Regions from separate parts of the Homo sapiens genome. Here regions 1, 2, 3, 4 and 6 are each linked to region 5. A link is a loop called in an ENCODE intact Hi-C map of the cell type or tissue named here. Cell type or tissue: HCT116. All regions are shown on one strand. Region 1 overlaps LINC01708 (long intergenic non-protein coding RNA 1708). Region 2 has its middle 130 kb from the start of SNX7. Region 3 overlaps CDC14A (cell division cycle 14A). Region 4 overlaps PALMD (palmdelphin). Region 5 has its middle 84 kb from the start of PLPPR4. Region 6 overlaps FRRS1 (ferric chelate reductase 1).

Region 1 (5,000 bases), 300 kb before region 5:
AGATTAAAAATACTGTAAATGAAAACAGATGAATGCTAAAAGGTTGGCTCAATAAAAAATGAAATTTTAAAAGGAATAAAAATCAGTATAAATGAGTAATTTCTACATGAAACTTAAAATTTTACTTATGACATATGTACTGTTTTATATTCAGTCATCAAATCAAAATATTTCTCTTAAAATTTATAAGATTATTTTTATTAAGTCACTATGTTTGATGGGTTGGTTTTCAGGAAATAAGCCATGTGGTGAACTGATTTTTAGTGATTTTTCGCTGCTTATTTGCCACCAGCAAATTTCCCAAACTTCCAACTTCTCCAGTTTCCATAATTTCTTCTGTGAAATTGAAGTTTCTCTTCCCCCTGAGATGATCAGCTGTCTTCTTAAGTGATAGCCATTTATTCTTTTTTAACCAAGGTTTCTTAAGCTGCTCTGACTTGACGTTTTCTTCTTTCCTCGACCTGGCCCATACCTGCTTTTAGGTGTCTCAGAAATTCTTCAAATTCAGTGTTTCCAAGACTGAATGTAGGTATATTCTTCTCTTCTGGTCCCTGCTATCTGAACTCTCCAAACTTTAGTTCCTTTTAGCATTCTTTTTTTTTTTTTTTTTTTTTTTTTTTTTTTTTGAGACAGAGTCACGCTCTATTGCCCAGGCTGGAGTGCATTGGTATGATCTCAGTTCATTGCAACCTCTACCTCTGGGTTCAAGAGATTCTCCTGCCTCAGCCTCCAAGTAGCTGGGAGTACAGGCACCTGCCACCACGCCCAGCTAATTTTTCTATTTTTAGTAGATATGGGGTTTCACCATATTGGCCAGGCTGGTCTCAAACTCCTGACCTCAAATGATCCACCCATCTTGGCATCCCAAAGTTCTGGGATTACAGGCGTGAGCCATAGAATTCTCTATTTAGGATATGGCCACCATCCATCCAGTAGCATAAGCCAGAAACAAGGAATCAACCCGTCACTGGTTATTCTAGACGTTTTTCAAATGTCCATTCATTTCCATTACCCTGGTTCTAGTCCAAGTTTTGTTGAAACTCCTATAATAGTCTATTGTCTACATTATGGAATTGGGAACATTACATTTTTAAACTGCAAAGCTTAGAACAAAGGTTGTCACCTAGTAAGCATTCACTACATGTATGAACCAACATTGTATTAGTCTGTTTTCATGCTGCTGATAAAGACATACTGAAGACTGGGCAATTTACAAAGGAAAGAGGTTTAATAGAGAACTCACAGTTCCACGTGTTGGGGAAGCCTCACAATCATGGCAGAAGGGAATGAGGAGCAAGTCACATCTTACATGGATGGCAACAGGCAAAGAGAGAGAGCTTGTGTGGAAAGACTCCCATTTTTAAAACCATCAGATCTCGTGAGACCTAGTCACTATCACGAGAACAGCACAGGAAACACACACTCCTGTGATTCAATTATCTCCCACTGGGTACCTCCCACAACACGTGGGAATCATGGGAACTACAAGATGAAATTTGAGTGGGGACACAGAGCCAAACCATATCAGACATTTAATTAAAGTCGTATATTATTTGGTGTTCTCTTATCCTCATTTAAGATTTTATTTAAAAATATTTAAAATATATTTCTAAAATACAGACTATATTGCCCGACTCTTTGAAAGCTTTCAGTAGTTCCCTATTACTCCTAAAGACCTAAATTCATTATATGACCTAGATGGTTGTGCAAGCTTTGGCTTCTGAACACCTTTCCATGCTCCTGGGACACCTTTCTCCCTCTCTGGGCTCCAGGCACTGACTGTAAGGCCCTGGAATGTGCTCTGCCACTGTTTTGCCCAGAGCTTTGTTTGTATACCTTCTAGTGCACCCCTCCTCCTGCCTATCCCAGCACGCTGTGCCTCTTTTTCCCTCTTGCTTTTCTTCCTTGATTAAAAATAGACTTTATTTTTTAGAGCAGCTTTAGGTTCACAGCATAATTGAGCAGAAACTACAGACAATTCCCATATATTCACAGCCTCTCTCACTCTTTCCTTCATTTTAGCCTCCCACACTAGATCTATTTCTTTTATTAGCTCTAATAAATAAATATATTAATATTTAATATTATTAATAGAATAATAAATATATATAAGAGAACCATATTCTCTTCCTTCACACATTACCTTGAGATTGTAATTTTTTATTGTGATTATCTGTAGCTTGTCTTCTTTTCCTCATAAAGCATAGAATCCATGAGGTCAAGGACTGTACTGACTTTTTTTTCCCTGAGATCTAATCAAGTGCCCATCATATAGAAGGTCTTCAATACACATTCATCATTGTGGTTGAATAACATATGTCATATAATCCTACACAGTTTCTGGGTAAAACATATCTCTATATAATTACCACTACAACACTTTGAAGATCTAAAATAAAAATTAACCATAATTTTGCTGTTTGTTTCTGTCTCAGGCTAATTTAGCATTTCACATTTATAACTATTCTGGTCCAGTAGCTCCTAAAATTTAACCACAGATATTTTATTAAGTATACACATACTGATGGAAGTAAAATTATTCTGTTCTGTGTTAAATGTAATAATTTACTTCTATTTTTACTCTTTCTTATGTCTGTTTTCAAACCTGAAGTGTTTGATTTCCTTCTGCAAAAATTTGCTTATCTTACCTGAGAGGCACATACCACCACAAGGGGGCAGAGATAGACAAATATTCAGTTCTTTGGACTGCATTCTCTATCCTGAGACTATTCTTTGACAGAATACATTTGAGCCATTATTTTTTCCATGAGTCTCTTTTTTCATTTGCCTTTCAATTTGAAATCTATAAGTACTATTATCCTCTTCATACAGTGTATACCTTTTAAAAGATGAAGAGACCTCCACTATATAAATTGTAGGCATTATATAACTTAACTCTTTAGTACATTAAGTAATTTTAGTTATAAGAATGCTATGTTAGATGTTGCAGTAAATTGTTCACTGGTAATTTCATAGCTAGTTTCTACTGTCTTATCTTTAGCCTACACACACATACACACATGTACACACACATATACATAGATACGTTGGTGGGGGAAAAAAGAGATTTTATTTTATTTTTGCATAATCATTCAGGGAATATTTAGGCATTTATGTCATAGAAACTAGAAATTAAACATTTGGAAAGAACAGGATTTTTTAGTATAGTTTTATTATTCTATCCTTTGTGCACTAAATATATATTCATCTTTACTTTGAGTAAGAAAAACACATGCTGAGCTATATGTATCTATCTTAACATAGTTCTCATAAACAGCTTGGGTAGGACTTTATGTCAGCAATCTAATTACATAACTCACCTTGTTTTATTGGTTATTCTGAAATTTAGTTCTCTGTAAATATAGAGCCCATCCAATTTAGAGTTGAATTTTAAGAATGTTAACTTTAACGATAATGAGATAATTTATGTGTGAACAGATGCCTTGGTTAGAAGGAAGTTTAGAGGAGAAAGAGAGCTTTTTATTATAGAAAAACCAATAGCAGAAAGAATGTGACTTTGATTCAGATTGGGAATCACCAAAGATTGGTAACCACATGAGAATTTCACAGACAAATCATCTAAACTTGATGCCGGGCATTCAAGGTCATCCATAGTCTGGGCCCACACATCCTCGCTGGCCCTTTTCTCATATCTCTACCCATCCTGCATTCCATTCACCTGGACCACTTGCCTTTTGGGGAACAAGTCATACTTTTCCATGTTTCTATGTCTTGGCCCTTGCCTGCTTTCCTAATCTGGAATTACACCTCTCCACGTCACCTCCGAGTTTTCCCCCAGGTAATGCAAATAACTGAGCATATTTGTCATACTCTAATTTATTGAGCTCATGGAAAGATATTGCTAATAGACCACAATATTTTCTCCAGTCTCACTAAATGTAGCCTCAGTGTCCTTCTCAGTACAGCTTCTCAGAATAATTCAGATACCTATACCAATTAATTACTGATAGTTTATGAGATATTTGCCATCTTGCTGACTTAGCCCAAATTTGTGTCTAGATAAGTAAGACCAGGATTGGGTGGCTTTGGAGAATGTAATTTCAGCTTGAATATGAAGATGCTTGTAGAACAGTGTTCCTTCCTCTGAACATGGCTACAGAAGAACAAATCAGTTAGTCTGAAGGTAAGAAAATAAAACAACTTAAAATGTCATATAATTTTATTCATCTAAGTCCAACTGAGCTATTATATTAATCCCTAAGCACCATAGAAGAAGGGTCATGTTTATTTTGTTTATCGCCATATCCCCAGTATTTAGCCAAGGGTCTGGTATATATCAGGTACTCAATAATATTTGCTGATTGAATGAACTAATAGTGAATAATGGCAAATATTATATTTCATGCCACACCATCTTCTCCATTAAATGGGGTAGATTTGCACTCTAAGCTGGCGACTGCTCTGGAGAAAGGGTTCCCAGATAAGTAAAAGGGAAAGATTTTTTGAAGGTCAGTACATGACCTTTTGGAGGTACAACAGAAAGATACCAGCAGTAAAAGTTGGGAAACCTGTGAGTGCTTTGTCTACTCTGCTGCACTTCAAAGTATCAAAGAATCATATAATTTAAATAGTTTGGAACAAAGAGAGATTTATTCTGAGTCAATATGGATTCTATTAAATTGGACCTAAAGTATCAGACATTGGCACTATTCTGAGACCCAATCTTTGGGAAGATTTAGTTCACTCTTAAATTTTTGACGGGAAATATTTGAAAATCTTCCAAGGATATTGAATGTGATTTACATTTCTAAAGGTCGGTTAAGTCCCAGGTTAATTCCTCTTATACACTGGTTTCCTAAACTGAGAATAGAAGACTGAAAACTGAAAATTTTATTATTCATATGACCACAGGAAGTATGAACAATTTTTAGTTTAAAAACGTGAGTTGTAGAAGCAGATGGCCTCTGGACCATCTGTCTCATTTTAAAAAATTCAACTTTTATTTTAGATACAGGGGGTACATGTGCAGGTTTGTTATG
Region 2 (5,000 bases), 390 kb after region 5:
TTACCCTTAAAGAACTTTAACTCATGGCCCCATGCCTTGTTCAACCTGATCCACACAGGGCATTTTACTTTCTCTGCTCTCCACTCCCGTCCCATTTATTCCCAGAAACTTTTAATTGGAATACAGAGATTCCAGTAACTAGCTGTAGATGCTAGAAGTAGCAAATACATAAAATAAAATTTCTGTCTGTGATCACATCCCTTAAAAACAGATAAAAGGATCTTCACCAACTTTAGAGGATATGTTAGAGATGATGAGTCAACACTTATGGAATGTGACATAGCAAAACGAACCTTGTCGAGTTCAGTGTTGCTAACATTTTCACTTAATTTCCCCTTCATTTGTTATCCAGGATTAACTCTCAGCATCTCTATCACTAGACATATTAGTAGCCTATTTCTTATCAAAGCAGAGACAGCTCATCTAACTTCATAACAGAATATCTTGTACTCCATACCAGAGTCACATCTAGACATATGGATAAATTGGACTAGCTAGTAATTCCATGCACATCTAAACCACTATCTCCAAAATATCCATCCAACAATTATTTATTAAAATAGAGAGAAAGTGTCTTTTTATACTTCTTTCATTGTATTTAAGATAACTAAGATAGTCACATGCACTGCATTTAATGTAATATTCTAACTTAATTTGGAATATTCTTTTCTTTTGTAGTTTTCTTTATTCATAGTTTATATGCATGAATATAGAAGTACCTTATAAGAATATATTACAAAGTTCTGTTCAAAGTACCATTGAAAGCTCTTTTCTAGTGTCTTTTATGTCAGCAAAATGTTTTTACCTTCTCGGTAGTTCTTTCTCTCTTTTTAGTTTCTTTTGCAATATTCTAAATCAGAAAACATCTTGGCAGGTATATTAGAGCATTTAAAGTTTAGGGGTAAAATTTCCAGTTCTCACTAAACAGCACTATCACATGCATTTTTCAATTTCAGCTCTAACTGCTGACTTCAGGCAGCTGTCAACTGGCTGTTCTCAGAGTGATTGTCACCTGTTGGAAAAATTCTCAACAGAGATCCATCACAGGTGGCAAGGAATGCTTTGTTTTGTTTTAATTTTCACTCCAAAGTGCACTTCAATTTGGCAGAAGCCAAACTATGAAAGAGGCCAGCTACAAAAGGAATTACATGTAGAAACCTGAATTAAATGGCACCATGTCTTCAAGGGCTGTAGTTGTTTTAGAGTCCCTTATACGTTGATACACCAAATGTCTTCCTACTTGGCCCTGACCATCGGCTCCTTGCCCTTTTCCAACCATAATGGTCCACGGATTTCCATCCTAGCCTGACAGCCCCCTAATGTTTGACTTTCTTGAGAATCTAAACAATGTATTCAGTTCTTGTTTACTGTTCCCATCAGCAATGAAAATACCAAAGCATCAGTGATCAATACAACTGGCACCAGCTTATATTTCCTTACTTAATGGCTGGTAGATTTTGAGGTTGGATCTAGTGGCATGGAAAGTAATGGAAATAAAAATGGACAAAGGAGAAAACATCTATCCCAAAGGAAGGAAGAGAAAGGATTAAATTAAGAAGCCAGGTGAAAATTTATGTGAACCCCTTGGCCCCTCAACCCCCATCTTCCTCAGCAATCTGGCTCATTTTTTGAGTGCCTACCATGTGCCAGGCACTGTGCTTTACCCAAATAAGAGTATTTTAAAATGCAATGCTATAAATTAGATATTATTAGTCCCTTTTTAAGGATGAGGAAACTAATGTTGAGAGGTTCTTTCTCACAATATCACATTTAACAGGTCTTCAAATCCAGGCATGTTAGCTAAAATGTGAGACATCTAAGAATAAGAAAATGAACACTGTATATTCTGATCCAACAGTCTGTAATCTTAAAGTGACCGAGGTAGAGATGATCAGAATCAAAGTTGTAATTAGTTCAGGGGAAATGGGAAGACCTACTTGTCTTATAAAAAAATTTTCTATAGCCAATGATGTCTGAAATTTTGAAGTAAAGTATAATAGAGAGAACAGAAGATTTTTTTTAAGTAAATAAAGTATTGGGAGTAAGGAATAATAATACTAGAAAACATTTATTGAGTACTACCATGCACGAGATACTATTGAAAACATAGTTCCAAGAGTCATTTCATTGTAATCCTAACAACTACGTAACTAAGTTATTATTGTTTTATTCATATAAAGATTACGAAAACTGAGATCTAACAAGATTAAATAACCTTCCCAAGGTCACAGAGTTACTAAGTGTCCAAACCAGGACTCCAACTCAGAACTGTATGCCTCTAGAATCTGTGCTTCAAAGTACTAGGCTAAACTACATCTGTAAGGGAACTGATGATCCTAGCATAGGTGATCAAGTCATCATCTACCTTAGCTGGAATCCAAGCTCTACAGAAGAGGATTCCCCAAGATAAAGTGAACACCTAAGCATCAGATCACTATATATATATATAAATTTAATGAGGCAGTACTAACAGTGTAGCTAAGTTCTTTACCTGGATTATCTTATTTCTTGCTCACAACAACCTAAGGGATAGGTACTAATACTAACTTTGTTTCAAAGTTGAGGAAACTGAGACTTAGGAAAATTTGCTATTTTGCAGGACTTGAAACCTAGACCCTAGGAACCATCACTCTTAACCACTATATGCTCCTTCAAGTCATATCTTTATGGGCTGAGATCTAAATCCATCTTTTATAGTACTGACTCCGTAGTACCCTACTACAGTAAAATCTTTTGCTCTTACATCTGGACCAGTCTTGCCTGTTGAGTAGTGGATGGAGTAGCCTCCAGCTCCTCCTAGTGGCTAGAATGGCCACTAACATTTACTAAAGAGTTGAGTACTGTGAATCATTGCAAACCAGGAACCACCAGCTTACGGGTTTGTCCAAAGGCCTGACAGCCATTAAACACCTGCAATCAAATTTATCCCAAACCTCGGAGGCCTCATTAAATGTCTGACATCTGGTATGCACCAGGGTACTTTAGCAACTGGGGAAGAGCAACATGCAGATTAAAATGATAAAATTACCCCCAAATTAGTTCAGCAGATGTGGAGTGGAGACACCAGGAGTTTTGTTTTTCAGTTTCTTCCTTGCATTCCACAACAATAAATATCAATGCTTGTTATCTCAGCTAATTACACAGTTTTTCAGCAGTAAAGAAACTCCATTTTCCTTTCCTTTCTGACACATAGCATTTAGATGCATCCTCTCTAATGACCCGCTTCCTTGTCTTTTAAGAATGGAGTACTACTGCATCCAGCTAGTAATTCAAAACTGAAAGTTGCTCCATCCTTCAACACTTATTCTTTTTAGGGTTAATTTTTAAATCATACCCTAATTTACAGGAATTTACAGTCTTTAAAAAAGTAGCTATTTTCAGACCTGTTTACTAGACCACAATCTGAAACATCAGTCAAAAACAGCTTGAACTGACTGCATCCTTCTCTGGAACAGAACATCTAGCAGCAGAACATCCTATTGTAGCTGGCCCATCTACCCCATAATTAAGGTTGCATTGCAGCCCTGCTCCAAACTTATTTCTGCAGGAGAACAGCTAAGATCCGTTAGATAAGATGTCAGAATATGTGCTACTGGAATTGCATCCAATCTGTTGGTTAACATTACCAGAGCCAATTTAGTGTTGAATTTAAATCACGGAAATGTTGGTGATATGGCAACATATATTCACAAAAGCTTTAGTAAAGTCAATAATGACTGCCTTGCTCTCTGAGGCTCCACTTGAGAATCCTCTTCATAAGACCCGGTCAAAGCTCAGTGAGGGAAATATATTGCTGTTAAATTAAAAAAAAGACTTATGATGTTCATCAACTCAATATTGCACACTTAAAAGTCATAAAAACCAGCTTTTTGAATCACAGGGGATTTTTAACCATAAGTTCATTTTTTTGCAATTATTCATACAAACAGATGATGTAATGTGCATTTTAAAAACAAGAAATCAACTTTAGGAATTAAGTGGGTCAAGGATAAGAACAGTGTGACTCAAAGAACTCAATGCCTCCTTTCAGATTAAAGTGAGAAACTCTAAAAACGAGAACAATATCGGGGAAAATCTTGATTTTTTTTCTTTCTAAAGCAAGTTTCATGGAAACAAAAAAACAGCAAGTGTTTTCAGAGGCTGCTATGTTTATATTATATAACCATATCTTGCTAATATATCTTTATGTGTTTATCCTTCAAAAGTAAACGAATTAAACAGACCCAAGGAATTCCTCAAATCTAAAACCAAAGAATACAATAGGAGACTAACAAAGATTTGCAGAGAACCTACTATATGCAAAGCACTGTTTTGCTGTGAGCTGCATAGTGATATAGAAAATTTGGCACAAACTGTTTGTCCCCAATGTCTACTTTATAAAAAATTCTTTCCTCTAAAACGTGATCCCTTCTACTGTCCCTTAGCTGACAGCCTCATGCCATCACAAAGCCTTCCAGCCTTAAGATCTAGAGTCCATTTTTGAAGCAGCACAGTGCTACCAAGGAGAGGCAGATAAAACGGATGGACCCCATCTCAGCATGCTAGGCACACAACTCCCCCCTCCCCAGATTTTATGAAATCACCTCAGAAACCCTCACATATAATACTCAGATAAGTTAGTCTTTCCTTTTAGCTCCCTGTCTTGAGAAATGTTTTAAGAATCCAGCCCCATCCAAATGCTCTTTGTTTTCTCCCAAACACAGAACCTGTGAATGAGTGTGATTTTAAGTCAATAGAGACATACATAATTTATAAGAGGGTTTTTTTGAAAAAAATCATGCATTTCCAAACACAGTTGTTAAGGCTATAGCAAGTAATAAAAATGCAGAGAGCATCTTGCAGGAGAGACAGGCTTTGGGAACCCCCTACTGGCTTAGCCAGAGGAAAACGACCCCATTGGTTCACTTAGCAACAGCTGTGGGATCCAGATTACAAATTCCTCCCAAGGCAGTATGAATATGAGCTTGAAATATTCATCTCTCTTCCCAATACAAACTTGC
Region 3 (5,000 bases), 1.3 Mb before region 5:
TAAGCACCACAGGAGGTTAAAAAGAAAACTTCTGTAAGTACTGAAAATACATCATTAAAGTTCAAAATCTCAACCTCTAGATTCGAATCCTGGGAGCATACTCTTCCCACTCCCAAGACAAAAGCATTCTTGAAGTAATCAAATGTGCATAACAGACCTAGAATGGTGACTTTATTCTCTCTTGAGCTTTATTCTCTACTTGACAAACAGTTTTCAACTACAGCTGAAGCTTTTTTGCCATATGTATAGTTTTAATTTGTAGTACAATGCTCCCCAGAAGCAATTATTATTAAGCACCTACTATGTACAAGTCACAATTGCGTATCATTTCAAATTCTCAAAACCATCTCTTAAGTATGGCTAATTCCATTTAACAGATTAAGAAACTAAAAGAGGGGGTGTTGGGAGGATATTGGTCAAAGAAAACAAAATTTCAGTTAGAAAGGAGTATGTCCCAGAGATCTATTGTACAACATAGTGACTATAATAACAATGTATTATATACTTTAAAGTCATTTAGAAAGTAAAATTTAAGTCTTCTCACCACAAAAAATGATAAATATGTGAATACTTAAGTAAGACTTGACTTAACCATTCTACGATGTATACATATTTCAAAAGTTGTTGTACACCATAAATATATAATTTTTATCAATTAAAATATAAATTTTTTTAGTTAAAAATAAACAATAACTTTTGTGGACACTTCCTTTTTTTGAGGGAGGAAGATGCTCCACCTTTAAATCCCCTTTTATTTTTGAGTGGCTCCACCATCATGTGAGTATTCCTGGGAGCTACACAGTCAGCTGGGTTACAGACCTAGCCTTAGCTAATCAGCCAAGGCAACCACTGGGGGCTTTGGCCTTTGCAGGCCTTGCAATGGCAGCTCCAAAAGTTCAGGGGACTAAGTTCCCAGCACACTGATGGCCACATCTGTAACCCATTCAGAATTCACTGAACCCTAACATACCAGCTGAGTGCAATTATCTCAGTTGGAACCCATTCATGATGGGAGGTTCCAGGGGTGGCGGCAGCCAGCAAAGTGAACCAGACTGTTTCCACGCTGTGTGCTTGGCTGTATTTCTTGCTGCCTTGGATCCCTGTTATGCTAGTCAGCTCTCAGCTCCAAGCCGACTCTTATGCTCTGTGACACTGGGGCTGGAGTCCATATACTACGCCCTACATTTCCCAGACTACCTTTCTATCTGGCTTCCTATTGGTTGTAAAAATGGGAGGCACTAAACCTCAACCTGAGGAGGAGGAAGGGAATTCTTCCTGTCCTCCTGGCAGCATCACTTCAGCAGCAGAAAACAGGAGCAGGTTCTGCTAACTCCACTTTTGTCCCTTTTGTCCCCCCAGCCTTAAAGGTACTAGCTGTTTTCTCCAACATATTCTGGTTTCTTCAGTGTTGCCTTTTTACTTTTTAGTCTTCTTTGAAATAAACTCCTTGTATTAAATGCTTTATGTTTGAAATGCCTAGTGTGGTTCCCATTTTCCCACTTGGGTCCTGTTCATCTTCTAAGCCTAGTTCTCCAGCCTTTTCTTAAAGTCTATGAGCTACCCAACATATTCCAAAAACTGCCTTTTACCAGAGTTGGACAGCCATAACTGGTACACTTGGCCAGGTCACACAAAGGATGAAGACAGAATTGGAAGGCAGGACCAATTAATCCACAGCTCAGATATGTGATTTTCACAGGCTATGTTGCTTTTGAGCAAACAGGTAAAACAGAGCTTATTTAAAATCTTCTGTGTAGAAACAATAACCTACACAAACATGGAGAAAACATGCTTTTCTAACTGCAAAAATCAAGTCTGTTTTCCTAGTTGGTTTACTTGCTCAAATTATTTCCCTGCAACAGATTTATAGCCTAAAGCAAAAAAAGAACTGTAGTTGGCATTAAGAAGTAACGGTTTTTCTATCATGTGAGGAATGGGGAGGAGAAGGGCTCATAAACACCTGGGCAGCCTGCCCTGGTGTGGCGGGCTGGTGAGAGCTTCTGCCTCTGGGTTGCTAGCATGCCTGGGACCTCCATGACAGCACCTGTCACACGTTGTGTTAGCAATTGGTTCAGTGCCTATCCCCTTCCTCCCTGCAACAAAGGCTGCAAGAATCTCTCTTTTCATATATGAATTTCCATCATGAGTAAATGGCAGCATAGCTAACATGCCTAAATAGACTATTAAGAGAAACGATGTATACATCTTTTGAGAAGAAAACACTGGACAGAAATTGTCCAAATATGGCAACAGGGCACTGAAATAATAATAACAACAATAATTGCACCTAACGTTTATCAAGCACTTACTATATGCTAGCCACTATGCTAAGTGCTTTATGTGGATTATCTCATTAAAACCTACAATTACTCAATTTCTGGTGCCTGGAAAAGCTGGCCCGTACACATACAGCTAGTAAGAGGTAGAGCCAGTATTTCAATCCTGGCAGTCAGATTCCAACACCCATGCTGGGGCTAATTTCAAGTAAGATTCAACTTGATTCTATCTGTTAAGACTCCAAATAAGAGAACATGATATGAACATGAGCGGTTAGAATTGGTGAGTAGGTTTTATAAAAATCCTTAAAACTGTTTAGAATAAATTATAACGAACAATGGAAATGTCCTATGACCTGTGAACAACTGTTTGTGGCTTTTACGGATGTACGTGAGTGCTTTTTGCGAGAGATTGGTTTTAGCAATGTGTATAATGTGCCGACCCAGAACTTATGGAGCCTTCATCCGACCCTTACTCCATCTGGCCACAAGATGGTGCGCTGGCATCACTGAACCACAACAAAGTCCTGGAGTTAAGCTGACCAAACACATGAACACGGTATCAGAGTCAAAAGAGATGTTTTTATTCATCTCTTCCCAGGCCCTCATTTTAAAGTTCGAAAACTGAAGAACAGCAGAGTCAAATGACTAGTTCACTCAGTCATTATTAAAAGTAAAAACTGCAAACTGAGCAGGCAAATGTAGAAAGACATAAAATCTGTTGATTAGGCCAGCTAATGATAAAAATGTAACCATAATACCTGCTATCTAATAAACGCCTATTATGTGTGCCCAATACTCTGCAAGGCACTTCACATAACATCTCTAATCCTCACTAGGTGCCTGCAGTGAGGATCATATTTCTCCCACTGTGATATATAGGAAAACTGATGCTCAGAGAAGCTGTGGAACTCACTGAAGTTCACGCAGCCAAAAAGGAATGGAGCCAGGCTTCAACCTGCCCAGGCTCTTTACTAAACGGGACACTGGGCTTCTCTCATTAAAGGAGCAGGCTGATGCCTCAAATGGTCGGGATTCTCAGTCTGAAGCTATCTTTCTCTCTCTCTCTCTCTCTGTGTGTGTGTGTGTGTGTGTGTGTGCGTGTGTGTGTGTGTTTAAATAGAAGTGAGAATGACAGTGACACTTAAGAGACATTTTTACAGAAAATCTGAAATCCAAAATATCTGTTTCATTCTGCTGTTATCCATCATTTATCAATTCAAAAATGTTTAACAAAAAAAAGTAGGGCTCTTCTCTTCCCCACTGTCAAAACAATGTGAATCAAAATGGCTAAAAGAAACTCCTAGTGTTCCCTATTGACACAAACACACACTTAAGGCTCTTATAATACATTCTGCCCAGATCCCAAGATTTTAGAGCTTCCTTTAGCTACCTCCTAGCAACAGCTACTTGATCACTTCTTTAAAACCTCAGCTTTTCTAACGAGCCTCTAAAATGACTTTCAGCCTCCTCAGAAAAACACAGGTTTCTCAATTCAAAAAAAAAAAAAAATTACCAAGACGTCACTGTAATTGGATCAGGTTTATTAATTCCATCACAAAATTATTTTCTCAACTTCAAAAAGCATTTACAAAGTTAAAGTACTTTACAAAAAAGTATAGTGAAGCTTCTAGTGAATATTAGATCTTAAAATGGAAATTCCAGTAAAATAGCAATATTTTACCAATGGCAGCCTTAAATGAAATTGTTCTAGGCATCATAAAAGCTGACAAAGGTGAGATAAATGTACTTTCAGATTTTTTTATGTCAATATGACAGGGCACAATACATGCATAGAATAAAATATGCATATAGAGCGATATCTTAAAGTGATTATTTCTTGATTATATGATGTTTTTAAAGAGTTTTACTCTTTATATTACTTAAATTTTCTAGAGTGAGCATGTACATCCTCTATAATAAAATTTAAAACAACACAAAATTCAGAATTAAACAGACCAATGTTTGAATCCACACGCCAACAATTACTGGCCTATGAACCTGGACAAGTTAGGTAATTCCTGTAAGCCTCCAGCTTCTCTTCTATAAAATAAATACCACCTGCTCCAGAGGGTTGTTCTGATCATTAAATAGATGATGTATATGCAAGAGGCTTAGCACCCTTCCTGGCAGGTAAGCGAATGGTGGCTATAATTTTTTCCCCATATTAAATATAGGACCAAAAATTGTTTTAAATATTTTTGACACTTATAACTTATTATACAAAATTGCGTATCCTTTTATCTAGTGATTCTATTTCTAACAATTTAGAGAAGAAACTACAGCTGCAAAAAGATGTATGAACATTTATGCCAACCACAGCAGTTTTTAAAAAGTGAAAAACTTCATCTGGTTAAATAGATGATGAAATTTAAAAAGGAAAAAAAGAGTAAGAATAAGAGATAAACAACTTAGATCTCATCCAAAAATAAATTAACAGGCTGGGCTCAGTGGCTTAAATCTGTAATCCTAGTGCTTTGGGAGGCAGGAGGATCACATGAGCCCAGCAGTTCAAGACCAGCCCGGGCAACATAGAGACCTCATCTCTACTAAAAATTAAAAAAAAAAAAAAAAACCAGCCAGGTGTGGTGGGCTGTGCCTTGTAGTCCCAGCTACTTGGGAGGCTGAGGCAGGAAGATCATTTGAGGACAGGAGTTCAAGGTTGCAATGAGCTATGATCACACCATTGCACTCCAGCTTGGGCAACAAAGCAAGAGCCTGTCT
Region 4 (5,000 bases), 510 kb before region 5:
CCTTTAAAGTCATCTGATGGCAGAGGTATTGAAGACAGAACTGTACTTTCTCCAGTCTTCAAGTCTTTTTCAACTTTAATTTCCATGGCATATAAAGCTGTTAAGAAACAAATTTGATCTTTGATTTAGTTAACTTTTCTTTTGTAAACTAACCTGCTTTCACTGTGTTTATTTTTATATTAAGTAGACCCTTCATGTTCTTGTATGTGAGATGTTGTCTATTTTTTAAATTTCTGATTTTACTCATTAATGATATCATGACCAACTGGAATAACACGGGTTTTTATGTAATGGTGTAGGGAATTGTACTGAAAAATGGAAAGGGTTGAAGAAGAGAAGTTGATTAGAGAAGATAAGCTGATGGTTCCAAATAGGAAAGAATTTCAATGGGGAACCGAAAAAGATATCCTCTTTCCTATTAATAAATTCAGCAAGATGGATATACTTTCTTTTGCATTTCTCAATGGGCAGAATCAATCTCTTCTTTAGTCAAGAAGAATATGTTGGACTGTGCATCACAGTGGGCAAAGTGCCTAGTACAGTATATTTTATAAAGTTACATCCTTGTTGTACAGGCCAGCAGCCTGGTGAAATTATAGAGGTGTGTTCTAAAGTTTTCACAGTGGAGAGGCTGTTTAAATGTAGAACTGGGATGGAAACGGGAGGGAGAAGGCTACAATCACACACTTCTCTTTCTGCCTTATGTTTCTTTTCATTTTCACTCCCATTTTCAAGTAGAGGAAGGGCTAAAAAGTACAGCAATATCAGCTGCACTGAGACAAATGGACTGGAGAGAACTGGGGAAGCTGAGATTTGCTTCATGACCTAAGTAAGATCCCTATGGCTGGAATTTCAATAGGAAAGGTAAAGCGAATAGAATTCTGTGCAAAATTACAGCTTGCTTTTGTTGTGTCCTCCCACCTTTCTTTCTGAACCCATTTTGTATTTCTTACCTCCTCTATAGCCTGGTGGTTCTTGGCCTTCCTTGACTACCCAAGAAAAACTGCAACACCCCTCATCTGCACTCTCCCTGTCCAGCTTCTCTGCTTTATTCTCTGTATTGCACTCCCTACCATGATATATTTAGTGAATACCTACTATGTGCCTAACTGAACCTGGCACACAGTATCTATTCTCTAAATATTTGTTGAATGAATAAATGACTACCATCTGCAAATAAAGAGTAGCTTTTCCTTCCACTGTAAAATTCAAAGTTTTCCTCTCTGCTCTAATGCAAACCTTCATTTTTCTAGAAGCTTTGAAGCATCAGTTTTATGTAACTCAATTTCCCATGGAGGTAAATAAGGCCTAAGCTTCCCAAAGGAATATTTTCATTTTCAAAAAAGATCTTTGTAACCCCCAAAGAGGTTCTATTGGATGGAATATGTCAGGAGAAATATTTTTGACCAGGGAATCTATGCTTTTAAGAGCTTCTTGTCTCCTTTGGGTCTCTATCTTCCTTATCCCTGTCTGGTTTGTTAGGGAATAAAATGCATGGAATAAATGCTATTATTATACCCTCATTATCCTCACCTATGCGGTGACTCACATAACTCACAGAACTTTGTAAAGTGAACCATTGCTTAACCTGGAAGAATAATATGTCATAGCAAGTTGTGAATATTTGACACTGTAAAATCTGAAATTAAGAACATGCCCTTCAACACAGATTTCTCATATACCTTTCCTATTTTGTTCATCATCTTCTTTTTCTTCATTTATCTCCTTCCTTAACCTAGAAGGTATGTAGGACTTTGGAAGGTCAGGGATATTAGCATAGATGTCCTCAATTGACTCTGTAAAATTAATATGAATTCAAAATACATTTAGAATATATTTACAATGGGAACAATTTCAAATTACCAAAAAAACTTAGTTTAACATAAAATAAGTTATTCAAAAACATACCTTCTGCTCTTTCTTCTCTTTCCACTTTCACAGACTGTAAGAAAAAAGAATTCTCCATGATTAATACAGTTTAAAAAATAGAATCTAAATGTGGATATGCTTTGAAAAATTATATAGTATTTGTGGATTCATTTTGAGAGAGAATTACAGTTTTAAAATTGGTTAATGCTCACTCTTATAATGTCTTCTGTTGTCCGCTCAATTGACTTTAGTTTCTTTAAAATGGCCTCTTCCTTCGTTGAGATTTGCAGTTCAGCTTTTTCAAGATCTTGGATCTCTTTCTCAAGCCTGACAACAAAAAGGTATACTTTTTATTGCTTAACACAGTACAAATGCGGAGTTCTCAAATATGTCTTCCCCATATATAAAGTTTCCTTGGAATATGCATGTAAGTAGCCAGACACTTTCTAAGAATATAATGTCACACTTAGCATCACACTAAGCATGATACTTAATATATGGAAGATACCTAATGCCCGACTTTGAACGATTTTCAAGTTTTCTTTTTTTGACAAAGGAATATATTAGGTAAAGCATTTGACCTTTGCTCCATGTTCTTCATTGCAATTACTAATGTTATTTCCAAATAAAAGAGATTTTTAAAATACAGAGACATAAGTTTAAAGTTGTACCGAAAGGAATGGTACATTTGTAGTTATTATGTAGTTCATCAGGTTTTCATATCCAAGTCATCATATAAATTATTTGAAGAAAACATTATAATTATTAAACTGATTTAATAATCATAGTCATTTAGTACTTAAAATTCTTGCATATTCTACCATTGAAAATGACACTTTGATTTAATTTCAGTTTCCTAAGAGTTGGGCCATATTATAGTGAGGAGGGTGAAGAGATGCAGAAATGGACCAAATATAGTACAGTAGCTTCAACTGCTGCTGTTTATAGAGGCTACATTTTCTGGGCGGGGGGTAGGGCACACATGGCCTGACACAGCATAAGGAACTTACAGCAACAAAGAGACAGACATTTGAAACTAGACTGTTGCAAGCATTCTGAGCTGGTATCTTGGCCAGTGTACAGCTGCGTGTCAGATTCAAATGAACTCCAGGGGGCAGCATCGTGACCTCTCCTCTATAAAAACATAGAGACACTGGCAATCACGCAGAAGGCTGGCCCTTGGCAGCCACGTAACACACATGGTTTCTCAGCCAAATACACTAAGGCTCTAAAGTCAGCTGCCTCAGAGGATGGCTGATTAGATTCAGCAGCTGGTCCAGGAGGTGACAGCTGTGGATATTCGTGTCAGCTAAGAGAACTGTCAGTTTTCTTGGCTTCCTTCTTGAAGATGGTCATGGGCCTGGCAGCTCAAAAATGCTGCACTATTGTCACACCAGTAAAAGCCCAAGATGTGGTCAGCTTGACAGCTCTCTTGCTCATTGCTTCAGTTTCAAAGTTCTTACTTTGCTGCTGCCTCTGGCCATTGGTAGATTGCCGTTTATAACTGAGGAGGTTTTCTTGTATGCCACAGACCTCTAAGTGAAATGGAGTAGCCCCTGGTTTCTTAGAAGTGACTGAACTGTGACTGCCATTTTATTAAAATTCCTCCACATCCATGGCAGCACTTTTACCCTTCAGCAGAGCTGTGGGGATATATGTTGGTCCAATTTGGTAAAGGGGAAAGCTCTGCACTAAAAGTGATAAATCTGGATTCAATTCTGTCTCTGCTACTCATTTCTTGTGAAAGCCAGTTCCCCTAACCTCTCTGAAACTCTGTTTTGTAATGTGTGTAATGAGCATAATTACAGATTACGCTCATTACCATATACAGACAGATATGTGGTGACACTAAGAGATGATGTATATGAAAGTACATTGAATATGGTTGATATCAGATGTAAATATGTTATGATATAATTTTTAAAAGTTTTCTGCAACATACTGTATGTCTTTCTTTTTTCATCCCCTGTCCCACAGGGTGCTTACCTAATTTGCCTGTTAGAGACAGTCTACAAAGGAAAGCCTTTTGGTAGAAAACAAGAAGGTTCAAATCATTGCTTCAAGCAGCTCTTGCACATCAGGGCCTAGCTGTGGAATCAGGTGGACCTGGGTTTGAAACCTGGTTCATCTGCCAGCTTCCTGTGTGACCTTAGACAAGTCACCTGACCTCACTAAGACTCAGTGTTGGGCTGAGAGAAGTGGCTCATGCCTATAATCCAGCACTTTGGGAAGCTGAGGCAGGAAGATTGCTTGAGCCTAGGAGTTAGAGATGAGCCTGGACAACATAGTGAGACCTCAGTCTCTACAAATATTAAAAAAAATTAGCTGAGCATACACCTGTGGTCTCAGCTACATGGGAGGCTGAGGTGGGAGGATTGTTTGAGCCCGAGTGGTCGAGCTTGCAGTGAGCCATGATCATACCATTGCACTCCAGCCTGGGCAACAGAGTGAGATCTGGGCTAACAAACAAACAAACAAACAATAAAACTCATTGTCTTTATTCATTCATTCTTTTAAAAATATTTACTTAGCATCTACTTTGAACCAGGCACTCTTCTATGTGCTGGGGATCTTACAGTGACCAAAACAAAGTCCCTGAGCTCAAGGAGTTTATGTTCTAGTGGGAGACAATACAGGGGCTGGCAACCTTTTTCTATAAGGGGCCGGATGCCAAATATTTTAGGTTTTGCAGTCCACATATGCTTTCTGTTTCTTATTCATCTTTTTTCCCCTTTTTCTTTTACAGCCTTTTAATAATATAAAAACCATTTTTAGCTTGTGTCTGTACAAAATCAGGCCAGGGCTAGATTTGGTCCTGGGCCATAGTTTGTCAATCCCTGCATTAATAAATGTGTAATACAAATATGTATATATTGCAGATGTATGTACATACATATATATACACATAAACACATTTATTTATGAAGAAAAAATATTTTTGATGAGAAAAGCAGGATAGGGGCTGTAAACAGCAAGATAAAGAATATAGAGAAAGCCTGAGGAGGGGGCACTATTTCACACAGTGTGGTGAGGGAAGTTTCTCTGATAAAGTGTCATTTGAGCAGAGACATGAAGGAAGTGAGAGCGGGAAACATGAGGGTTTCAAAGGGAGTGTGCTCCAGAGAGATGGA
Region 5 (5,000 bases):
GTCTCAAAAGGTTGCATATCACATGATTCCATTTATATGAAATTCCCAGAAAGATAAAAGAAATGGACAGGAGATCAGTGGTTGCCAAAGATTAGGGGAATGGAGTGCTGTGATTATAAAGAAATGACACCAGGGAGTCTGAGGTGATAGAAGGAACTCTTTTCATATCCTGATAATGGTGGTAGTTATTTGAATCTATAAAAGTATCAAAATTCAAAGACCTGTACAAGAAAGTCTGTGACTATATGATAATTTAAAAAGCAAAATTAACATTTTTTAAATCCCATGCTTACAACTTACAAAGATCTGGATGAGTTTGTCAGGTTCTAGCTATAAGGAGCTTATACAATAACATTAGAGGTATTTTCTCTTGCTCGACCTTACAGTTAAAAATCTAACCAGGCCTCTATGTCTCCATGTGTTAAATCTATATGTTAAACATTGTTTGTGTAAGCTATATTTTCTTCCCTTTACCTGTGTTGGCTTCATTTTGAAAAGCTCTCCCTATAAGATGACAATAACTTCAGGTTTATGTTTGCCCTACAAGCAAAAAGAAATTATCTCTGGCCAGGTGTGGTGGCTCATGCCTGTAATCCCAGCACTTTGGGAGGCTGAGGCGGGTGGATCACCTGAGGTCAGGTGTTTGAGACCAACCTGGCCAACATGGTGAAACCTCGTCTCTCCTAAAAATAAAAAATAAAAAATAAATAAAAAATCAGCCGGGCGTGGTGGCACGCTTCTGTAGTCCCAGCTACTCGGGAGGCTGGGCTGAGGCAGGAGAATCACTTGAACCCGGGAGGCAGAGGTTGCAGTGAGCCGAGATTGCACCATTGCACTCCAGGCCAGGCAATAGAGCAAGATTCAGTAAAAAAAAAAAAAAAAAAAAAAAAAAAAAAAAAGAAAGAAAGAAAGAAAAGAAAAGAAAAAGAAAAAAAGAAATTATGTCTTTCTCAATAGCTTCAGAGTTCTCTGGGAGGAAACAATTTTCTTTGGCAAAGCTATGACCCATGCCCATTCCTCAATGTAACATTTGGCAAGGAGATAGAGCTTTCTCTTTGTCTAGGCATCCGTTTTATGTCCACTGTTGAGCCAGCCCCATTCATTTCCAGGCAAGAATGAAGTAAATGAGGTTGACCAAAGGCATGCTGGACAGACATAAAACATATGTCATCTCTCTTGGACTTAGTGCTGGGGAAGACACTTAACTTTTCTTTGTCTCAATTTGACCACGCAAAAAGGTAGTAGTAATCATACTTTCTTCAAGCAATGACAACATCTATCCACAAGTAAGCTGGATTGCAAACTGGCTGCTTTATTTCTCCCGGTCATCATCATAGGGTGTTAGAGATGGTTAAAATGAATGAAGCAACAGTGCCATAGTATCTACATTTCATGCCTATAAAAATCACAAGATGCTAGTAATGAAAGGGTTCATGAAGAGTCACCTGCCTCAGTCGTCTGATTTCAGGAAAAGTTATACTTGCACATTTCTAGGAAGAAGAAAAAAAATACATGTTTATGATTTTCATGGCATAGTATTCTATGATAACTCTTGGTAATGTTTTACCACCTTGATTCCATTCTTAGGAATCTCAGAAATGTCTTAAACTCAACTAGTCTTTCATGTTATTGCTTATATGAAATAACATGAAAACTCACATCCCATTTTTATATCTTTATTAATTTTTTAAAAAGGAAAAATATAGCTGGTCACTCTATTTTTAAATATCTTCATATATGGTACTTGAAAATGTTATTGTCATAAATTCCTCCACCAATCATTTGTTCTCCATACGCTAAACTCTTGATCCACTAAATTTTCTTTACAAGTTGCATTTTTTTAACACTTTGAATATATATATTTTAACTCTTCAAAATTTCTGAACAATCTCTTTCAGGGCAGCAGAAATCTGAGCTCTACCCATTTTTTCAGTAACAACTAAAAACTCCAGAAATGTCTTCAGAAGACGAAAGGAAGCATGTATCTGGAGAAAAGGTTATTCCAGGATTCTGAGGGAGTCCCAACACTTTCCAGACCATCTGGCTGAAATCTAATTGCTAATGAAATGAACAGATTTTTTTTTTATCCACAAGTATAGCCTGAAGGGGAATTAAGCCAGGATTTTCGAGAATGCCTGGCACAAAAGAGCTGTTGTCAAAGAAAGCTAAAAAGGATAGTGATAATGATAGTACATTAAACCATACAAAATATATATTTTCATTTGCTTTTGGAGAAGAGAGTTAGGGCTGCTTGTATAATGAATTATTATTACCCACTAAGTCAGCTGCACTAATTAGAATCAATTTAATTTCTCAAATCTATTATAAAAAATGAATACTAGCCAGGACTCAGATTTTTTTTTTCCTGAAAAAAACTGATACTGTAGCTTTAATTGTGCATGGAACTGAAAAGGTTGTCATGGAGATGGGAATCTGTGATAGGCCTGCTCCACTTCGCTGGCCTTGTTCTGAGCCTGAAGTGGAAGGTTCTATTGTTAGAGTAGGTTTTCAATTTCTTGCAATAAAACCTGTGTTTAGATTTTTTTCAGTGCAGTTTTGTTCCTGCTGCTATCTTTTGTTTCATGAAAACAGTGAGAGTGCTTATAATGACAATAATGAGACCATTTTAGAATATTCTATTTGTGATTGTTGGGGAGCACACAAAATGGTGTCCAACAAACTCTGATAGTCACTGCAGGCTCCTGCAATAGTTTGGAAACGTTTGCCACCTAGTGGCGGCAATTGAGAAATGCTGAGAGATAGTAAACATTGTTACCTTTTGGCTAGTAGGAAGCAGAAAGAAGAGTATAACTACCTCTATAAAGAGATTCTTCATTTCTTTTTTTCCTTAAGATATAGAACAATTCCGATTTCCCATCCTTATTTCGTTATTTAAAAAATAATATTTTAATGGTATTTGCTTATTTCATTTAAATATTGAAATTACGGACATAACATTGTTTATATCTTTCTATTATATTTTAACAATTATAAAATCTAAAGTAATATCCTGGCTTTTATTTCTGACTTTTTTGACTTCTCTTTTTTTCTTGACCTTGGGGTTTATAAATTGTGTTTTATTTTTGAAGGACCAACTTTTGGTCTTCTTTATTAATTTTATGTTTGTTTTCTCTTCATTGGGCTTCTGCCTGTGTCATCTTTTTCTTCAACTTTCGTTGGATTAATTTGCTTTTCTCATTGCTTCTTCAGATAGATATGTAGAGTGTTGATATTCAATATTCTTTTCTAACATATGCACATAAGCCTGCACATTTTACCTAAGCATAACTTTAGTTATGTATTTTGATATGTCAACCATGTTATCATTTATTTCCAAACATTTATTTCCAAACATTTTCTAATTTTCATTGTGATTACTTGTTTTCGCAACCGTGTTTTAACACCTATATACATGATAGCAATTATTAAGGTTTTTTTCTGTTTATCTTTTTGTTACTGCTTTCTAGTTTAATTCTACTTTCTGCAGAGAATAGAACCTCCTCTGAGATTTAAAATAAACAGATCCATCAAACAAATTATTATTTAATAGACTTCTGGCCACTATTTACACCTGGTGCTTCTCTTCATGCTGTTGCTTGGAATACCTTTAAGGATCAGCTAACATGTCAATTACCCAATAAAATATTGGCCAATTCCTTCTTTTGATATTTCCTTAATCACAATTAATTTCTCCTTCTATTGTGCTCCCACAGCCTTTTGTTCTTACTGCTATTACAATACCGCTTCCATTGCATTATATCTAGAGGTAAGCGTGTGTGTGCGTTTAGCCATCTTTTGCCAGATTAAGAATTTCCTTGAGAGAAAAATGCTTTATTACTTTTTTATTCCTCTGTACCTACATTACTAGCAGGGGTGTGGTAGGCTTCCCATAAATATTTACAAAATTAATGAATTGTCTGCCTTTTACTTTTCAGCCCCTCCTGAACCATTCTGCTTCCCGTTACCTTTATTCTTTTTATTCCTCCTCATTAGGATGGTGTCCCCTGCTACAGGGCCTTTGCAAATGGTTTCGTCTGCCTGGAATAACATTCTTTCCTTCCCTTTTTCACCTGGTTAACACGGACTCATCCTCTGGTTCTCAGTTCAGATATCTCCCTTTGAAGGAAGTTTTAACCCAGTCCCTGACCAGGAAATTCTCCTTATTATACACTTTCATTGTATAATATTGTTATTCTTAGTGTTCATAACATTTTTAAATTTTTCCACAAAAATAATTATAAAAGAGAAGTTATAAAATCAATCTGAAAAAAATTTAACCTTATTTAAAAAAAAACACAGACCAAAACTATTTGAAGGGAAAAATCCTCATTTGAATACTTGAGTTATTGCAAAAATAATCTCCCCTTAGCCTATATATACATTGAAAACACTCCGTTATGTCTCTTGGTGGAATTTTCACAGTCTGTCTTCAGTCAGTAAATGCACAAACAACCCTGAGCACATGTGTGGGTCATTATAGTGAAGAAAACACAGGCTTCAGATTCAGATCTGGTTTCCAATAGTATGGCTATTTCAAACCGTGAGATCTTGATCTTAGAATTTCGATTTCTTCATCTGTTAAATGGGTTTAACAAAAATCGTTTTATAGGACAGTTGGAAATATTAGCACACCCTTATTTTTTTTAAATCATCCTTGTTAATTCTTGCTAACCAAAATGTGCTAGGAAAGCAAAAATAAATAAGATATCGTCCTGGAACTCAAGTAGACTCGTGACGGAGTTCAATACATAAATCAATGATTATTACGATGAGAGATAACCCTGAGAGGTATGGATAATCCAGGACCGTGGACAGGTGGGCAGTGTGGTTAAGCAGGGATGGGTCCCCCAGTGCTGTCAGTGGGGGTAGGAATAAGCAGATGGTGTTGCCAATCTTCTCTTATATTAGAGGCATATTGGCTAATACATGTTCTAGCACACTGGTGGGGCAAAACCTTGTATCTTTCCAGACACTGGGCGCACGATTTAGGGCATATCTTT
Region 6 (5,000 bases), 530 kb before region 5:
AAAAATTCTTTGTTGTCTAGTGTATATGTTGTAAACTTAGGAGAGCCTGGGGTGGCTTCAGGAGCTGAGTAGTACATATCTGTCCTGCTACTTTTGATCCTTGATAGGCTTATATATGTGGGGCTTTTGATGACCACTGAATTATGGCTTACTGTTTTTTTGTTTGTTTGTTTGTTTGTTTTGAGACAGAGTCTCACTCTGTCATTTAGGCTGGAGTGCAGTGGTGTGATCATAGCTCACTGCAGCCTTGAACTCCAGAGCTTAAGCCATCCACCTGATTCAGATTCCCATCTAGCTGGGATCACAGGGACGTGCTATCATACCCAGCTAAGTTTTTAAATTTTTTTAGAGACAGGGTCTCACTTTGTTGCCCAGGCTGATCTCAAACTCCTGGGCTCAAGTGATCTACCCGCCTCTTCCTTCCAAAGTGCTGGGATTGCAGGTGTGAGCCACCATGCTTGGCTGATGGCTTACTGTCTAAAATACATATATACTTAAAACCTGGATAGTTATCATATGTTAATTAGTTTGATTTAGCTATTTTATAATGTATGCATATATCAAAACATCATGTCATACACCATGAATATATACAATATTTTGTCAATCAAAAATAAAACCAAAGAGCTTAGATCGTTATGACTTTGAGGTGGTGTTTAATGACTAGAAGAAGGCATATTTTAAGTTATTTAACAAATGTGTGCTCTTGCCAGATTGTCCACATTTGTGAGAGGCTTAATTGTTCAGGAAGTCTGCAATAATTAGTAGTTTGGAGTGGGAGAATTTCTACCCTGGAAATTGGGGTGAACAGTACAAATCAGGTTTTTTTAAAAAATTTAATTTACCTGCATAACGCTGCCCTTAAAAACTTATGTTATTATTCTTGACAGTTGAAATATTGGATGATGACAGAATTCAGATCCTTCAGTCATTTACTGCAGTGGAAACAGAGGTAAGTCCTTTTCTTGTTCATTGACACAAACCTTAATGGTAATACTTTTTTTTTTCATATCTCAATTTTTCTTTCAGGGTCATGCTTTTAAAAAGGCAGTGTTGGCAATTTATGTCTGTGGGAATGTTACTTTTCTCATCATATTTTTATCTGCAATCAACCATCTATGAGCAAGCAAAGACCTTGGCTTTTGCAGGCCAAGTGATAATTATCATCAAACCAAAGAAACTTGAAGCCTGTCCTGACTGCCTGGAGCATATTTGTGAATTCTCACTTGGAAGACTGGGGTCATGTCTGTAGAGGAATTCTGAAGTCCAGCCTTTAGAGAACAACATTCAAGAGGGTCATATAGACTATAAATTAATGTCATGCCCTATATGTAATTCTGGGTCTTAAAGGAAAGATTGTACTTCAGGAGAAGTAACTCTCAAATATTTCATGCCAAGATTTTAAGAATGTTGGTATTTAAGAAAATAAATAGTGATTTGGAAAATCACAACAGATGTCACTAGGATAATAAAGAGATATATTACGATATATATATATATATATATATATATATATATATATATTTTTTTTTTTTTTTTTTTTTTTTTTTTTGAGACAGAGTCTTGCTCTGTCGCCCAGGCTGGAGTGCAGTGGTGCAATCTCGGCTCACTGCAAGCTCTGCCTCCTGGGTTCACACCATTCTCCTGCCTCAGCCTCCTGAGTAGCTGGGACTACAGGTGCCCGCCACCATGCCGGGCTAATTTTTTTTATATTTTTAGTAGAGACAGGGTTTCACCATTCACAGGATGGTCTCGATCTCCTGACCTTGTGATCTGCCTGCCTCAGCTTCCCAAAGTGCTGGGATTACAGGCGTGAGCCACCACGCCCAGCCTATGGTAAATATATTTTGAACTACAAAGGTGCTGTGGTACTTTAAAGAAAAACTATTTTTACTAGTTTATCTGAATGGTCTGTGGACTTTATTTAGAAACTGTTTTTCAGTTTAGTTTTTTGGACATATCCTTTGCTCAGTGTATTTTGTTACTTCTCTAGTAAAGGTAGAAGTGAAGCAGATGCCATTGTAGGTTTTACCAGCATTTAAATATATTATGAATTGCTTAGCAATGAAATGCAAGTATGCATCTTTTACTTAAAGATACTATTTATGTATTCAGCTACAGAGATGAAATAGCATTTTATGTGTTAATTGTTTTGGCTATAAAATTTAAGTCCTTACAGCATTTGGGGATTATACACTTGGATTTCAAAATTGATAAAACCCTTGTGAACATATCTAATAGATATTCTGTTTACTTGTAGAAATAATATAATGTGTCTGGTTCTGTTTTGTTAGACATTTTTTATGTTCTACTGAATCAGAATAGTCAGTGTTATATTCCTTATTTCAAGAATTCATCTATTTTATGGCTACATCTCATATGTGCTATGAGGACTTCTAGCCAGTGGGTGGCGCTGTAATACCGAAGTACTGCACTGCTTTGTTCCTGTTTCCTTGTGCTGATTCCTTTCTAGTATTTAGGTAACATTACCGGATGGCATTTCCCTTAAATTCCACCAACTCTTAATCTTTATTTTAAAAATGGCTACTTTTTTTGGGTGGTTGGGGTAAGGGTTAAAACCTTAAATTAGTAACCGCTGTTTATTTTCCAGTTTATTTGTTTTCTGTGATTATTTATAATAATTGATATTTGTTTTTACAAGTCCCCTGACCCTGTAATAATGAATGCAGCTATCTTAGGCAAAGCAAATAAATAAACTGGGCATTTTTAAAATAAAAAATTTAGGAAGTCATACTTTATTTCTTTAGGTATTCTTTCTGATTATGTTATAGTTTCTGCTTGGCCCGAGAACCTAATTTCTATATGGTGTGAATAATAGCCTCAGCTATGTAGCCTACATCTTTATTTTATTAATATTTTTCAAAAATTTTCTCATTATTTCTTTTTTATATTTTTATTTTTTGAATTTACTTAACCAACTTTCTACTAATAGCCTACATCTTTTACTGGGTAAAATAATGTGGAAGTTTAGTTTTTGTTCCTTTTATAGGTGTTTATCATAAGTGGCTTAGGGCTTAGATATGAACTTTCTGTGTTCATATTCTATATGTGCCATGCTACTTATAATCTAAATTTTCCTTTTGAAGGTCTTTATTAAAAAAATTTAGTATAGCAAATTAAGTGTGTACTAAAGTTATTTTCCTCCAGTTTTCTATACTAAGGAGCTTAAATGTTAATAAATTTCTCTTAAGTTATATTCTACATCTGACAAAGAAAAATTCTCTCTTTTTTTTTTTTGTGACAAAGTCTCACTCTGTTGTCTAGGCTGGAGTGCAGTGGTGCAATGTTGGCTCACTGCAGCCTCCACCTCCTGGGTTCAAGCGAGTCTTGTCTCAGTCTCCTGAATAGCTGGGACTACAGGTGTGCACCACCAGTCTCGGCTAATTTTTATATTTTTAGTAGAGACGGGGGTTTCACATTTTGGCCAGGCTGGTCCCAAACTCCTGGTCTAAAGTAATCCACCCGCCTCAGCCTCCCAAAGTGCTGGGATTACAGGCACGAGCCACTGTGCCCAGCTGAAAATTCTTTTAAGGGAAAGATGAGTCTTGATGTGTTTGGTCTTCAAATATGTGGGCTTGCTATATTTCGAGTGTTGAGGCTAAGATATTTTAACTTTTTCTTTTTCAGTGCTTCATATGTTGGCACTATTTTGGTCTTTGCCAACTTACATACAGAGTTCCCCGAATAAGCCTTTGCATTTAATCTTTTTTTTTTTTTTTTGAGACAGGGTCTTACTCTGTTGCCCAGGCTGGAGTGCAGTGGTGCGATCTTAGCCCACTGCAGCCTTGACCTCTTGGGCTTTAGTGATCCTCCCACTGCAGCCTCCAGAGTAGCTGGAACTACAGGCACCAACTCCGTGCACCACCACAGCCAGCTAATTAAAAAAAAATTTTTTTTTTTTTTTGGTAGAGAAGGGATCTCCCTTTGTTGCCCAGGCTGATCTCGAACTCCTGGGCTCAAGCAATCCCCTTGCCTCAGACTCCCAAAGTGTTGGGATTATAGGCATGAGCCATTGCACCTGGCCCCAAATAGACCAAATCTTTTGATTAGAACCAAATTATTCTTCTTCTGCTTATGGGTGGTTGGTATCCACAAATTGCAAATGCCTAGTCTTCACTCCTCTCAGTTTTTCTTTTTGTTTCTGTAATAAACACTCTGGGAAGTTTTTCAAAAGTTATTTCTTTTGATAGTAATTATTGTTAAATTAAATGCTTTTATATCTTTAGCAATGTTGCCAAAAACAATGAGCAAAATCATGTTTTCTTCTAAAGAAGTGATGCAATATGAAATAAAGATGTGTGTGCTTTTCAGAAAGAAATGAAAGAAATTCTAGAAAATTGTGGTTGGGCTGGCATTAATAGCTGAGGCAATAAAAAAATTCTCTGGTCTGCAGAAATCAATCTTAAGGGCAAAGGTAGTCTATAGTATGGGTTATCAAGTAAATGAATCAAATTCACTTTAGTACTTTATTTTTGTCAAGGATTTTGTCTCTAATGTGTGTTAAGCAATACCTCATCCCTTCCACATCCTGCACCAGTCCAGGCTGCAGTGGGAAAAGACAAATGCAGCAGATGCCAACTAGGAAGCTCTCAGGGCACATGTAGTGTTTGGCTGAAATTCTATTTATCTGTATATTCTCATGAGGCAGGGAAAAAAAGAACAAAGGTCCTTGTTTAAGATAATCCATTATAGGTTGGAATGAAAGGAAAGATTCTTCTAAGAGTCCTTTTTAAATCAGATTAGGATATTCACAGTTCCTATCCACATCCTGCTTCTTTCTTCCTTGTGCAGCCCCTACCAAGCTCATCTCTGCACCCAGGTCACAGATGGTTACCAGCCTGGAATGCCCTTCTCAGTGAAACGGGAAATGTTCCCTTGTCCCCCTTGCAGGGTGTGGAATGGGGATGTGGCTGGCTTCTTCAGTGCCCCACTGCTCAAATCTAGGGGAGCATACAGATGGGCAGGCTGTGGGGCTCCGA

The links. A loop is a pair of places that touch in the nucleus more often than their neighbours do. Peaks named below come from ENCODE experiments on the same cell type or tissue, not always from the same donor. Only the 100,000 strongest peaks of a DNase experiment are listed, where the experiment ranks them.
Region 1: a loop joins it to region 5, with 10 times the contacts of the local background. A loop is called at or near these places in 80 of 110 quality-filtered maps.
Region 2: it touches region 5 in a loop (2.3-fold over the local background); 20 of 110 quality-filtered maps call a loop at or near these places.
Region 3: a loop joins it to region 5, with 5 times the contacts of the local background. A loop is called at or near these places in 3 of 110 quality-filtered maps.
Region 4: a loop joins it to region 5, with 4 times the contacts of the local background. A loop is called at or near these places in 15 of 110 quality-filtered maps.
Region 6: it touches region 5 in a loop (9-fold over the local background); 97 of 110 quality-filtered maps call a loop at or near these places.

What each region holds. Positions count from the first base shown.
Region 1 is chr1:99,479,258-99,484,257 of GRCh38, reverse strand. LINC01708 (long intergenic non-protein coding RNA 1708) reads left to right here. Exons shown (of 3, transcript NR_125951.2): 2 at 4,021-4,144. Among named protein-coding and RNA genes, the nearest start is that of LINC01708, 6.0 kb to the left of the region's middle. In HCT116, a CTCF peak has its summit at 2,677 (motif pointing right); a DNase peak (open chromatin) is centred at 2,687.
Region 2 is chr1:98,792,266-98,797,265 of GRCh38, reverse strand. No RefSeq gene overlaps it. Among named protein-coding and RNA genes, the nearest start is that of SNX7, 130 kb to the right of the region's middle. In HCT116, a CTCF peak has its summit at 2,801 (motif pointing left); a DNase peak (open chromatin) is centred at 2,785.
Region 3 is chr1:100,457,478-100,462,477 of GRCh38, reverse strand. The region is part of intron 8 of CDC14A (cell division cycle 14A); the gene reads right to left. Among named protein-coding and RNA genes, the nearest start is that of GPR88, 78 kb to the left of the region's middle. RefSeq lists an enhancer at 1-330. In HCT116, a CTCF peak has its summit at 2,767 (motif pointing right); a DNase peak (open chromatin) is centred at 2,777.
Region 4 is chr1:99,683,872-99,688,871 of GRCh38, reverse strand. It overlaps PALMD (palmdelphin), which reads right to left. Exons shown (of 8, transcript NM_017734.5): 4 at 2,082-2,196; 5 at 1,909-1,942; 6 at 1,683-1,796; 7 at 1-97. Among named protein-coding and RNA genes, the nearest start is that of PALMD, 40 kb to the right of the region's middle. In HCT116, a CTCF peak has its summit at 2,966 (motif pointing right); a DNase peak (open chromatin) is centred at 2,981.
Region 5 is chr1:99,178,188-99,183,187 of GRCh38, reverse strand. No RefSeq gene overlaps it. Among named protein-coding and RNA genes, the nearest start is that of PLPPR4, 84 kb to the left of the region's middle. In HCT116, a CTCF peak has its summit at 2,728 (motif pointing left); a DNase peak (open chromatin) is centred at 2,707; H3K27ac peaks cover 343 bases.
Region 6 is chr1:99,705,150-99,710,149 of GRCh38, reverse strand. It overlaps FRRS1 (ferric chelate reductase 1), which reads left to right. Exons shown (of 17, transcript NM_001361041.2): 16 at 891-952; 17 at 1,030-5,000. The coding sequence ends at 1,122. Among named protein-coding and RNA genes, the nearest start is that of FRRS1, 59 kb to the left of the region's middle. In HCT116, a CTCF peak has its summit at 2,400 (motif pointing right); a DNase peak (open chromatin) is centred at 2,409.